Linked DNA regions of Mus musculus: region 1 is linked to region 2. Evidence: chromatin contacts called from ENCODE Hi-C or POLR2A ChIA-PET data. All regions are on one chromosome and are shown on one strand. The core of a region is the stretch at or near the end of the contact, and the rest is flanking DNA. Distances in the headings are between cores, read along the strand shown.

Evidence for each region. Hi-C counts contacts between places; a loop is a spot of excess contacts on that map. ChIA-PET counts read pairs that join two places held with the same protein, here RNA polymerase II (POLR2A).
Region 1: POLR2A ChIA-PET joins it to region 2 with 22 read pairs in Patski. The contact joins two enhancer-like sites. A Hi-C loop is called at or near these places in 1 of 37 maps with a recorded cell type or tissue (heart). POLR2A ChIA-PET finds 5 or more read pairs at or near these places in 3 of 5 experiments (Patski and embryonic stem cell).

Annotation. Positions count from the first base shown.
Region 1 is chr7:112,819,084-112,825,278 of GRCm38, forward strand. The region is part of intron 2 of Tead1 (TEA domain family member 1); the gene reads left to right. Among named protein-coding and RNA genes, the nearest start is that of Rassf10, 130 kb to the right of the region's middle. Within about 2 kb of position 4,713, at least 1 of the 3 ENCODE cell types and tissues checked has a DNase peak (open chromatin) inside an H3K27ac peak, as active enhancers do; it is heart, where a contact is called at or near this core.
Region 2 is chr7:112,786,819-112,793,573 of GRCm38, forward strand. The region is part of intron 2 of Tead1 (TEA domain family member 1); the gene reads left to right. Among named protein-coding and RNA genes, the nearest start is that of Tead1, 110 kb to the left of the region's middle. Within about 2 kb of position 1,582, at least 1 of the 3 ENCODE cell types and tissues checked has a DNase peak (open chromatin) inside an H3K27ac peak, as active enhancers do; it is heart, where a contact is called at or near this core.

The DNA.
Region 1 (6,195 bases), core at 3,463-5,962, 35 kb after region 2:
TGCAGTGTGGTGTGTGTTAGGGACTCCAGCCGTGAGTAAGAGGTGAAGATGGCTGTAAGGCAAGACTTCCTGGAAGCAGACAGAAATGGTGAAGGCTAAGATGCAGCCATGCTGGGTGCTAGGCTGATGCTAGATGTTGCCTGGATCACTTTGAGCAGCTCCCAGGCAAGGGGGAATGATTTGTGGATGCTCAATGAGACATTGTGTGCTGATGAGGGAACCTGCCTTCAAACTTCTAGAGCCTGAAATTAAGTGACTCTAGGTAGTAGCAGTTCCAACAGTATGCGTGGCATCAGACACACATATACACACGCCTAAATACTTCATATTGGCTAAATTTTTATTACTGTCAAGCATTTGCTTTATGCAACTTTCAGATACTAAAATATTTGTTTTGCCATTTTTATTGTCAGTTCTATATAGGCTATTGATTGTCACAGAATACATTGATTTATTTCCCTTTCCCTAAAAAATCTCGTATGAGTAGCTCAGCAGCTACTGGCCATGTGGGTGACCACCCTCCACCTCAGCGCTTACACATGTTTGGGGGTGTTCCTTCCTCCTATTTCCTCTTCCTAAAAGGCTCTCCAGGGTCCCCTCTTTCTCATTTCCACTTGTAGTGAGACTGAGAACATCCTATGTTAGCATTCTGTAGGTGTCTTGTAGAATGTTCCACAGTGACCTCCCAGAGGCTCATGGTATGTCTCTGCCCAGCATCACACAAGAGTTTTGGACTCTAATGGCTATATCTCAGTTACTCCTGTCTCCATCCCCTATGCTACCATTGCCTGTTTTCAAGCCTCTCTCCGCCTCTCTTTCTGTTTCCTTCTAAGTTCTGCCAGACTTACCTTTTATTCTCTTGGGTTTGTGGCCAGCCATGTGACCTTGGAGTCTGCTCTAGTAGATTCTACCCCTCTGCACAGCCAGCTGCTTCCTGAGGGCTCCACTGTGGATGGCTTTTCCTCTCAAGTTCACCTACTCAAGATGCAGCTCACTGCCTCCGCCACTGCTCTTGCTTCCTTCTCCTGTGGTAGTCTGATTCCAAGAATTGTGGAGCTAAAAATACCAGTCACCCTCGAGATTCATCCGTCTTTCCTCCATTCTTTTCCCTTCCTTTTCTTAGTTCTTTTTTTGTTTTGTTCCATCTTGTCTTGGGGTCTTATTTTATAGCCTATAGTGGCCTGGAACTCATTATGTAGCCCCTGTAGCTTTGAACTCACAGCTGTCCTCCTGCCTCAGCTTCCCAAATGTAAAGATTAAAGGCTTACAGCACAGTGCCTTGCCGCCGATGGCCTTTCTTTGGACCTACACTGAGTAAGTCTCAGGAGGTACAAAGTAGTTCAGTCCCCAATCTTACTTCCCCATCATCCTGTTGGGCATTCCTGTTGAGATGTTTAGGCATTCCTTTCTTGACAGCATCTACACCCGAGTTCCCATTCACAGAATGGAGTCTGACCTTTCCCAAAGTTCACCTTACTATCTGGTAGAAGCATCATACTGAGACACTCAGGGAACCTGGGACCCATCTACCGTGCTTTTGTATGAAGCTAAATTAGCACTCAGTGGCGTTCATGTAAAGATCTCATTCAGTTTCAGAGAAAGGTCAGTCTTCATTCCTAAACTGAGGTAGTTGTTTGTGGTAATGGTTCCCACTTAACTCTTACGTGTTTATCTGCGTGAATGAAGTATCCATCTGTAATGGTTAATATTGGTTGTCAGCTTGACAAGATGAATCAAATCTGGACACATCTGGAGTTTCCAGATCCAGTCATTTGTTGTAGGTAGACTCAGGTGACATGTGAATGGCTCTATTCTGCGGGTTGGGGGCCCTGTACTGAATAGACGGAGGAAGCCAGTTGTGCTTCCTGGGCGCATTAGAGAGTTGGCTGACATTCCTTTCCTCCACTGCTAGACTGTACTCTTGGTTTTTTAGAGACAGGGTTTCTCTGTTAAGCCCTGGCAGTCCTGGAACTCACTTTGTAGACCAGGCTGGCCTCGAACTCAGAAATCTGCCTGTCTCCGCCTCCCAAGTGCTGGGATCAGAGGTGTGCGCCACCACCGCCCCGCTAGAGTGTACTCTTAAACTGTGGGTCCAAACAAACCCGTCATTACTTAAATTACTTTTATCAGAGCAATGAAAAGCATTGTTAATTAAATGTCTAGAGGTTGGCTGTATGCACTTGAGACACTGACTCTGTTAGAAATGGTGGTGCCCATGAACATGACCTGAATACGATCTGCATAAAGTGGCGCTCAGAATTCTGATAGTTGACAGCACAATATTCTCTTGCTGGTACCTTTGTGGTCTTCACAGGGGTTGGGGGTGTGCGCAGGAGACACTTCTTGTTTTTAAGGTGGATTGTCCAGAGATAGACATGTCTGAAAATTGAATCAGAACACTTTCCTCCTTGTGTTATTGACCATAGCCACTTGTCTGGTAGAGCCTTTTAACTTGAGAACCTGCTATGCGCGGGGATATCTGGTGGGGCGCTACCCTATCCTGTGGGACTTATAAAAGTAGGTTACTCAGAGATTTTAAAAGTTAGCTATTATGCCGTGCCTTTCTCCCACCTACATTTGCTGTGTACTGTGACATATGGGACTCTGGTTGCAGAAGGACAGAAGGCCCTTCCTCCTGTCCCGTTTGCTGCCTTCTCCACGCCTCCAACCCCAGTCAGTGGCTTCTGGTCCTCCAGTCAATGCAGCGCAGTGCTTGTGAAGGCAAGATGACTCCTGAATGAGTAGTGTGCTACCATAGATTCCTCTTCTCCAGAGCTTTCCATTCGCCCAGGAGAAGCTGGGGCGGGGGCGGGGGGGGGGGGTTTGCTGTTGGTTTTCATGCTGTTTTATAGTTTGTCTTCAAATGATACCAGATGTTAGGAGCTTCCTTCCCCAAGCCCTCTGGGTTGCTGACATGGAGAGAACACTTTGCCTTGGTTTGCACAGAAGAAAGAAAGAGGGTTATTAATTGAAGATCCCTAATAAAACGGGGACTGCTTTCCTGTCCTGTCTACGTGTGTCTTAGAGGAGAATATGTAAAAGTAGTCAGAGGGCACAGTGGCATTGAATTAGACCCATGAAGAAACTAAGACTAAAAAGGCTAGCAACTTTGCCACAAGCTGACACTGTTAATGGGAGACTTCTAGTCCGTACTTTCCTGTAATTCTCTCTTCACACGGAGGAAGAGTGTATTTTAAGGTGTATCATGAGACACAACAGATGCCAGGATTACAGATGTTAAAGGACTGTAGTCAGGGCTCAGCAGTGGTGCAGGGTGGAAAGTAACTGCTGTGGGTCCATGGGTTTGGATTTTGAGCATCCATATTAAAAACTGGGCTCAGCCACTCTTGTTTACAGTCCTAATGCTGGTGAAGCAGAGGCAGGGGGATTCTTGGAGCTGAATATGTGTGCCCCAGGCTCAGTGAGACTATATATATATTTAAAAAAACAAGGTTGAAGAAGACACCCAATGCCAACACATATACACACGGGAGGGAGGGAGGGCAAAAGCATACAGTGTATTCAGATGTCTTTTTTGTCTTTGAGTTCTGGTAAATCAGGCTGTTGCCACCCCTCAAACCATCAACTCAACTATAACACACAGAAAGAAAAACCAGACTAGTGTTAATCACAAGAGCCTATTATGCTCATATATAGCTTGTCATAACACATTATAATATTACAGCAAATACATTTAACTCATTGAAAGTCCTCAGGAGGCTCCTAACTCCTTTCAGATTGTTCTCTGAGCCTCTCCTGAGAGGTCTAGTTGCAAAGCCTTGTGAACCTGCCAGGCCACTTTTGCCAAAACCCAAGATTTAGAATCCCCCTTTAGGGGGGAAAATCACTGCACTGTTTGCTAGTACTTAAAAGTCTGTCTGGTTTTGTTAGCACCTGCAAACAGGAAGTTGAGATTTGAGGAGAAACTTTTGGCAGTATACAACAAGCTTGCTGGCAAGCGAGAGTCTCTGTTACCATGGAAACTACACTGCCACCTCCTGCTTTAATGGAGAATTGGTGGACTTCCGGAGGCACTCTTGTTCAGGCCTGTAAATCTTTCCGGAGAAATTAAGGTTGACTTTTAAGACATTTCTCCGTTCTCTACCAGGCATCTCTTACCCTCACCCAAGCTCTTCATGAACCCAAGAAACTGTGCGCTGCTTCAGTGCCTGGCAAAAGTGTCTATAGTCTGTTTCCTTTCCCTCATGTTTAAATCACGTATATTCCCACCCGTCTTTATTCCGTAAAAAGTTACTGTGCTGCCTATTATAATTATGCGGATTGAAAGATAAAGGAAGAAGGTCTGGGGCATCATGCACACTATGGTTGGAACACCTGATGCTAGAGGGTTGTTCGACCTGTAAACCTTCCCTGACTTGAACTGCTCTAAACTTTCTCTAACCCTCGGTTTCTTCTCATTCCAATGAGACACCTTAAGATAATGCCTTAGCTGTTTTTAAAGTAAACCAACCTGATTTCACTAAGCAAGTCTTTTTTTTCATCCAGGCAGATGAGAGATACTTGCAGGTTGCTTTCAGCTCCCTGGACGCCCCTCCCCCACAGCCCCACTCCTCTCCCCCCCCACCCCCCCAGCTAATTGTTTATCTGGGAGAATGCAAATGGTGGTTTTAAGTCTTCTAAGTCATCCATCATGCCTGGCAGCCTCCATTGTCTCAGTTTTGGGTTTGAGCCAAGTCAGACTCTTTCTGTTGGTAGAGGGGGTGGGGTGTGGGATTCGCTCACCAGGCTCTGCCAGATCTGTTCCTGTGGAGCTGAGCCCTGGTGTGAGTCAGGGCCCTGCAGGCATGTCCATCCTGCCTGTGCATTGGGAAAAGGAACTCAGGGCTCCTCGTTTTCTTAGGTCACATTAATAGGAAGTAGCTCCTCATTTCAAGTGGAAGAGGCGGGGCTTGCTCTCGGTGTCATAGTTCCTGTTAGCTTTTTCATTCATTTTGTGGATGTAATAAAATTCTGTTTATAGTCAGCTACAAAGTGAGTAATTGCCGTGCAGCCAATGAAATTCAATATAGGTTTGTCGCGGTTTTTTGAATTTTAATTAAACCAGTCTTCAAGTAAATGAGAAATGCTGCCGCTTTTGTTGTGACAAGTGGCATTGACAAAATATTAATCTAATGGTTTATTTGTCAGCAGCCTCCAGGGGTGTGTTTTTTTTTTTTTTTTTTTTTTTTTTTTTTTTTTTTTTTTTTAAAGATTTATTTATTTATTATATGTAAGTACACTGTAGCTGTCTTCAGACACTCCAGAAGAGGGCGTCAGATCTTGTTACAGATGGTTATGAGCCACCATGTGGTTGCTGGGATTCGAACTCCTGACCTTCGGGAGAGCAGTCGGGTGCTCTTACCCACTGAGCCATCTCACCAGCCCCTCCAGGGGTGTGTTTTGTTTGTTGTTTCAGTTTGTTCTTTCTAAAGCGCACAGGGAAGAATAAGCTCTTTAAAACTCCATGAAATGAAAACTCCATGTATGGAATATTCCATCACTGATAACTCGCCAGCCACAATTGCATGTGTCTCTTTTATGGCACGGAAAAAATTTTATGTTTTTAAACCAGATGTCCCTGTGGCTCACTTTTTTTTTTTTTTTTAAATGTCATTAGAACTGTAGCTGGGATAAATAACCAACTATTGCCTACAAAGCCTAATATTAAGGACTAACCAGCCCCAGTTCCTGTTACATCACTTCCTTTTTATCTTTATAAATTACCTTGTGGCTTAAAAATGACATCTTGGTGGTGGATGGGGGTTCTTTTTATGACTGAATTATTTAAGTTATTTTCTCTGGAGACTCTTGAACTTTAGTAAGCTAGAAAGAACGTAAACGTTTAAAAATGAATATTCTTTCTGTCAATCTCTTGCTCTCCCTCATGGGGCACGATTTGATGTTTGAAAGAGCAGTTTAATTTCAGATTCGGTTAGTTCTGAGTCCTTATTACAAAGCAGATTTTATTCAAATGGTAAAAAATCTTAACATTTTCTCATCTTTAGAGCTGGCCTAAAACACAAAGATTTAAGAGCAATCTCCTTTTGCCCAGTATTAGGAATCTGTGACAAGTAGAGTGACTACTACTTTCCCTTGTCAGTGAGTCCATCCATAAAGCCCACTAGTCACTTTGCACCAACACTTAGCCTGGCTGCTGCCTCCTCTGTCACCACTACCACCATCAGATTGTACAGG
Region 2 (6,755 bases), core at 332-2,831:
TTGAAAAATCCCTATTTCCTTTTCCTGGGGAATTAAAGTCTCCAGCAGCTTTATGCCATTGTAAAGGAAAGCAGTTAATAAATGGAGGCTGTGGTAAACAGCTGTGGTCTCTTGACTGCTTGCTATAGACTAGGGACTGGAGCAAGCGGCCAGCTAGCTCAGTAGCTCTGAAACTGGTATCTTTTGCAAATGGGAAAGCCAGAGCTCAAAGGGGCCAGTATTGCAAAAGACCATGCCGCAAGGACCTGGGTGTGATCCAGCATGTCTGCTTTGACAGCTCGTGCACTTTGCTGGATGTCAGCCATGCCAGAAAACCATCAGCCTTTTCTAAGGTTGTTTATGAACACCCCAGAATCCAGCTGAGAATTCTCTTATTGTGTCTCTGAGAATCATGGCCTGCTTAATCCCTATTCTGCCTCTGGTAATGAAGGTAGATGCTCCAGGTCGAATTGATCTGAAATTCTTAAGAGTGAAGAGGAGTGTTTGATGTGTTCTCGGAGGCAAAGCTTACTGGACATTTATTTAATGCAGATATGTTTCATGTAACCTGGCACAAACAACTTGGGTCTCAGTGGAGGCATCAGAGTCTTTCCAAGACGAGGTTGTCACTAGCAGCTAATGCTGCTTCAGTGTTGATGTTGGTAAAGGACTGTAGCTCTGGGGCCAGCCCTTCAGAATAGCATTGCCGCCTCAGGATCAGCCCAGTCAGCTTGGGATGGCGACCGAGGAGGAAAGAGCCCGCGATAGATAGACACATTTCAGTTGCACTCTTGTGCATGTTTATTGAGTTAGTTATTATTGCATAATGTTGGAGCCAAAGAGTATGGTGTGATTATAGGTTTTATTGTTGGGTCTTGAGCTATATCCAGACATCGTTTTCCATAGGGAACTTGAATCCCAAAAGAGGAGAGATTATGCCTTTGTTTTGAAATAACTTTTTTTGGGGGGGGGTCTGTAGTAAAGCATGAAAAGTTGAACTTATCATTTACAGATTGGGGTGCAGGCACGCTGAGATGCTGCCTCAGGGCGTTAAGTGCTTGCTGTACAAGCATGGGAACACCAGTGCTGGGGTGTAGAGACAGGTGGATTCGGTAGCTCTCAGGCCAGACAGTCAGGCCTATTAGTGTGGTCCATATTCAATAAAAGACCCTGTCTCAAAAAATAAGGCGGAAAGCACCTCCTGTAGATTTGTGGCCTCATGCATGCATATTAGAAACACACGCCTACATACAAATTACTCATTCTCTTGCATTTATCTCCATGATAGAATGCATGCTTAGCATGTATGTGCAAAGCTCTGGGTATAACCCCAGGACCCCAAACAAAAAAAGTTCTTCTGCTCAGCCCTCCATCCAAACCATTCCCCATTGTCTCCACTCAGCAATGGAGATAACTGTTCAGGAAAGGGCCAGGCTTTTTGTTGCTACTCTGCAATCTGCCATTTTACTGTGTAGCTTGCTTCCCTGACAGGTACTGGTGGCCAGGTGCCGTTAATCCAGGTCAAGATGAAGAAAATGTACTTTTGTCAATTCCCCAGGCATCTAGCCGACCAGCCGGGTCTCAGGTATTCCAGATATGAGCGACGTGCTGTTGCGCAAGCTCCATGCATTGCTAGCTAGGAGATACAGAGGCCTGCCTGCCCTGAGCCCTTTGTTCTCCTGCTTGAAAGCAGTTAATTAGCAACTGTCTCCATAGCAACTACCTCATAGTCCAAAAACATTGTCTAGTTTTTCAGTTTAGCTTATCACACTGTTTACCTGAAGGGCTTTTCAGTGCTCTGAGTCTCATTTGAGTTGGCACCATGCCTATTGGGGAAGTGAATTGTCAAGAAAGAAAAAACACCACGGTAGCCAGGAGCCAAGCAGCCTTCTGACCAGGGCCATCCTGGGTGCTGGATGTGTAGCAAACAAAAGTTGCGTAGGCCTAATCTTTTTACCTATATTTTTCAGCTTGGCAGAAAACTGCTGTCCTTGCCCACCTGGCCCCGAGTCTGGAGGCTGCTTTCTCTCCCCCGCCCCCCCTTCCTGAAAGGTTTTCTAATGTTGTTCACATTCCCTCTTTATGGTAAGTTTTCTGTTATTGCTCATCCTGCAACCCCAGGTGTTCTCAGCCACAGAGCAGTCGAGGAAAGTTCTTCCTCCCTCGGGCATTTCTGAAGGCCCTGGGATGGTGGGTTTAGAAATGTGTGTGCAAATTTAGAACCACTTTGTTTTTCCATCTTCCCGAGGAAGAACCCCTCTTTCCTGCCTCTGGTAGCTTAGGTGGGCCATGTTTAAGACCAGGCAACTTCAGGTGGCTTTGAGTAAAACAGGAAGGAGAATTACGGCTTTTCATAAGCCACAAAGACGATAATACTTTTCACGGCTTTTGTTGATGGAGCACTACGTGTGTGGCCCACCGATTAGGCAAGGTGGGAGGTGTGTAGGAAGGAAGGCTCCTTCCTGAGTGTCTGCTGTGTGTGTGTCTTAATGGAACTGGCTCTCCTGGGCTGCTCGTGGTGACGCTGCAGCTTGGCCCCATACTCACAGAGCTCCATGGGGGTTGTTGGTGGGTTTAGTCTGTGTATATTATAGACTGTAGTGTGCTGCACACCTTTGCTAAGAAAGCAGGATAGAGGAGCTGGAGAAATGGCTCAGAAGTTAAGAGCAGTTGTTGCTCTTTCAGAGGACCCAGGTTCAGTTCTCACAGCTCCAGTTTCAGGGGGATCCGACTCCTTTTCTTTCAGGCAAAACACTCATACACATAAGTTAAAATAAATCTTAAAATATACAAGCTGGATAGAATTTAGGTAGTGTATATACACTGTGGCATTGCTTAAGCTGGGTCTAGGGGGAAAAGAAACCATGAAGCCTTCCTGCATGCTTTTCCAGAGCCTCTTAATAGATAGACAGCGGAGAACAATATGCTTGAGGCCTTGGCTGGAGGTTCTAGCAGGGAGTAGCTTGGAATACCCTTGAGGGTAGGAAGGTACGCCTTTGTCTGGGGAGATGGTTCACTTCGGTGTGTAGCCTCTGCAGGGACAAATGCCAAGCAGTGAAGATGGGAGGAGACACCCACCTAGCTAGTCAGATCAGGGGACTCACTCCTGGGCCTATGTACCAAGGACATGGCCTGGGCACAGGTGTTACATGCCTATCAACCCTCAAATCTAAGAATAGAATGTTCTTTTGAGGCAACTGCCCCCCCCCCCCCCGCAGATTATGCTAAAATAAATTTTTCTTCAAAACCAGGACCATCCTGTGATGTCTCCCTCCCTCCATCCTTTATATTCTTCTCTCTCCATCAGGATGGTCAGGAACTTGCTATGTAGTCCGGCTGGTCTTGAACTGACAAATTCCTGACTCTGCCTCCTAACAATAACAAACATTAGTTTTTCAAATCTTTTAGTGAACCTGAAGGTGACAGTGCTTGTGCCTGAGCTTGTATTCCAAGGCTTTAAATTCAATTCTATGGCTCATTCATGAGTATATCATGCCTTTAAATATGGGCTGAAAAGCCTGGCTTTTCCCTAGTGGAGATCTCTCATATCCAGCATAGGTTCATTAAAACCTGGCCATTCCAGGCAAGCTGTCTTCTTTTCTTTGAGAAATATATTAAGCAGAAACTGAGGTTAATGTAGTAAACAAGACATTTGATATGATTTAATCATGCCTCCTTGTTAAAAATAGACATTTTATGGGCTGAATGCAGAGACTGATCTGAATTGCAGCTGGTTAGGACTAGGCGGTGGTGAGAGCAGGTGAGGAAGTGGGAGGGCCTTTTGGGGGGTGGGGGAGGGGTGACCATACTGTTTTCTTTAATGCCTGGCCCTTGCATAGTGTCTTGAGTTTGCTCCTCTGTACTTGACTCAGTGCAGAACGAAATCTGCCAGTGCTAGAAGAGTGGGGTCATCTAAGGAATGCACACATGAACACCAGACTCAGCAGCTTTGTTAACTCAGCAGCCCAGTGGTTCCTACACATTGCTCCTTCAGAATTGAGCTTCATCTCAGGCTACAAAGCTGGAGGAGAGGATGCCGTCCATTGACTGACATATGGAGTTTGGTGTGCCTTCCTTCATGTCCTTGGTGCATAGCCCCAGTTCCTTCTGAATATGTTGGGCACACATGGGGAGGCAAAAGAAGCTGCCCTCTCAGTGAGAAGGCAGACATTATAGTGTTTCTTCAGTAGAGGACAGCTCAAAGAACCAACTTTGCATTTTTTACTTGACTTTTGGCGTGTTATGTCATAATTATGCATCATGGGTATTTAATTTTTTTATTACTTTATTTACTTTATTAAGTAAAGATGATGTGATATGTCCTAGTGATTATAAAAGCACTCTTAAAGGCCCCTTGGTCTTGCAAACTTTATATGCCTTAGTACGGGGAACGCCAGGGCGAAGAAGTGGGAGTGGGGTGGGGAGGGGAGTAGGGAGGAGGGTCTGGGAGACTTTTGGGATAGCATTCGAAATGTAAATGAAGAAAATACCTAATTAAAAAAAAATTTTTTTTTTAAAAAAGCACTCTTAAAACAAAACTCCGGCTAGCTCTGATGTAGACTCACTAAAATTGGGGCTCCAGCTCTTTGTGTAGCTTGGTGTTTTTTCATTTGCAAAATGGTGGTTCTTCATATGGGCACATCTTAGTACCAGTGATAAACTGACAGTACCTCTTTCCCATGCAGCATGGTTTAAAGACAGCACGTGGAGGGTCTGTGATTGAGACTGTCAACAGAACCATGTGCCCCGTGAGAAGATAAAGGTTCCTAGGCACAGAAACCCATGGAAGCACTGATTGGTGTACCTTGTACCTTCTTAAGTATTGGCCTGTTTAAATCAAGTTAGTTTTATAGCTCACTTACTGCTATTCTAGGCTGATTAGGTGGTCTCACGAAGTTTCATTTATTTCTCACTATAGAATTGTTGAGGGCATTTATTTAACTCCATGGATTGATGAAAAGTTTGTGTAGGGTTCTTATTAGTTCAGTTAAGATGATGGTACTCCTGTTAGAATGGAACCAGACCTGCTCCCTAGTATTCAGTGGCCACCTCAACAGGTCCTCTGGACCACATACTTCTTATGCTATGCACACAATGGTGAGACTAGTTGAATTTCAGGATGCTGACCTTCTTTAGCCCTGGAAGGATGGTAGAGTTTGGGGCCAGAAATTCCGGCATCTTGTCCTAGGTCCCTGGTCTAAAACCTGAAAGGGAGGGTCTTCCTGACTCCCAGAGTCTCTGTCCACCATGGGAGGAGTTCGGCTAACTGACCATTCAGAAGCTAACACTTCTGCTTGGGTCTTAACATTGTTCTGGATGGTAAAAGCACAAGCAGCACTCGGTTGCCTAAGGCGATTAAGAGTCCAAAGTTGACAGCGAGGTTGCCACCACTCACTTAGATTTGAAGACTGTATTAGGGTTCTCTAGTCACAGAACTTATGGACTATCTCTAGAAAATAAGGTAAATTACTGGAATGACTTATAGTCTGCAGTCCAACTAACCCAACAGTGGACAGCTCTGAATGGAACATCCAAGAATCTAGTAGTTGCTCAGTTCCACGAGGCTAGGTGTTTCAGCTGGTCTTCTGTATAAGCTGGGATCATGAAGAAGTGTGGTCCAACAGATGTGTTGACAAGTGAATATAACTTGCTCAGTCCCAGGGTGACTTTGAACTCAGAGATCTGCCTTGCCTGTTTCTGTCTTCTGGGATTAAAGGCATGCACCACCTTGGCTGGGCCTAAGCTTTTCCTGGCCACTATGTCTCAAGATCTAGATCAAAAGCCTCAAGATCTTGATCACAGGTGTGCCCGTCATCTCTGGATTGTAGTTCATTCCAGATGTAGTCAAGTTGACTACTGGGAATTGTATGCTACTCAACCGTTACTCCAGTCTGAGTGTTCAGTAGCAAATGTGTAGCTACCATCTGGTCGTTTGAGTTCGCTGTTTCTGGACCCACAAACATGTGCTATATAATCCCTACAACATGAAATTGCATGTAGAAATTGCAGGATGCACCAAGCAATCAAGTGAATTAGTCAGCTGGCTCGCACAGGCAAAATCCTGAAGCTGCTTTTGGTGTGTGGGAGATTGACAAACTCTTAAACCATGTGGGTTACAGTAAGAACCAAATGAAACACTCTCTGTGCAGAAGCAAATCACATTGCAGGTTTTAAAAAAAAAAGATGTGAAAAACGTAGCAAAACCGCACAGTCAAAAGATGTTATGCTAATTTTCACGATAAAACCTCCAAGTAGGAAATCTCTCTCTTCTTGGAAAAGGTACTGGAAGTGGTAATGTTTGTGTGCATATTGACTTGAGATGTTGTAGAGGCTCTCCTCTGAGTTTAACAGCTACAACAGCCGTGATGACTTTCAGGGGACCTCTTAGAGTGGACCTGTTGACTGTTGGCCTTCCCCTACAGAAGAAGGATTGGGGTGGTCATTGTCCCCTCACCTGAGACCCCAGCCTTTTGTGTGTGATTTTGGGGGTGGTCAGTGTCCCCTTACCTAAGACCCTAGCTGTTTGTATGTGATTCTGCTCTGATTGCATCTAGCCCCTTGGTCAGGTGCCTGCGGATGTAGTGTAGAAGATGAACTGGTGGGCTTGGTCTGTGTAGCTATGAGGACGTCATTATCCCCGCTGGAGAGGGACTTCATAGTGCAGTCTCTATTCCTCCCTGCATCTCCTGGGTGTTTTTGTTGACCTGGGGTTCCTTTTTAAAGCTGTTTCTTAGCTTTCTGCAGGGGCTGGATGGGGCAAGGCTCACTGTCTGGAT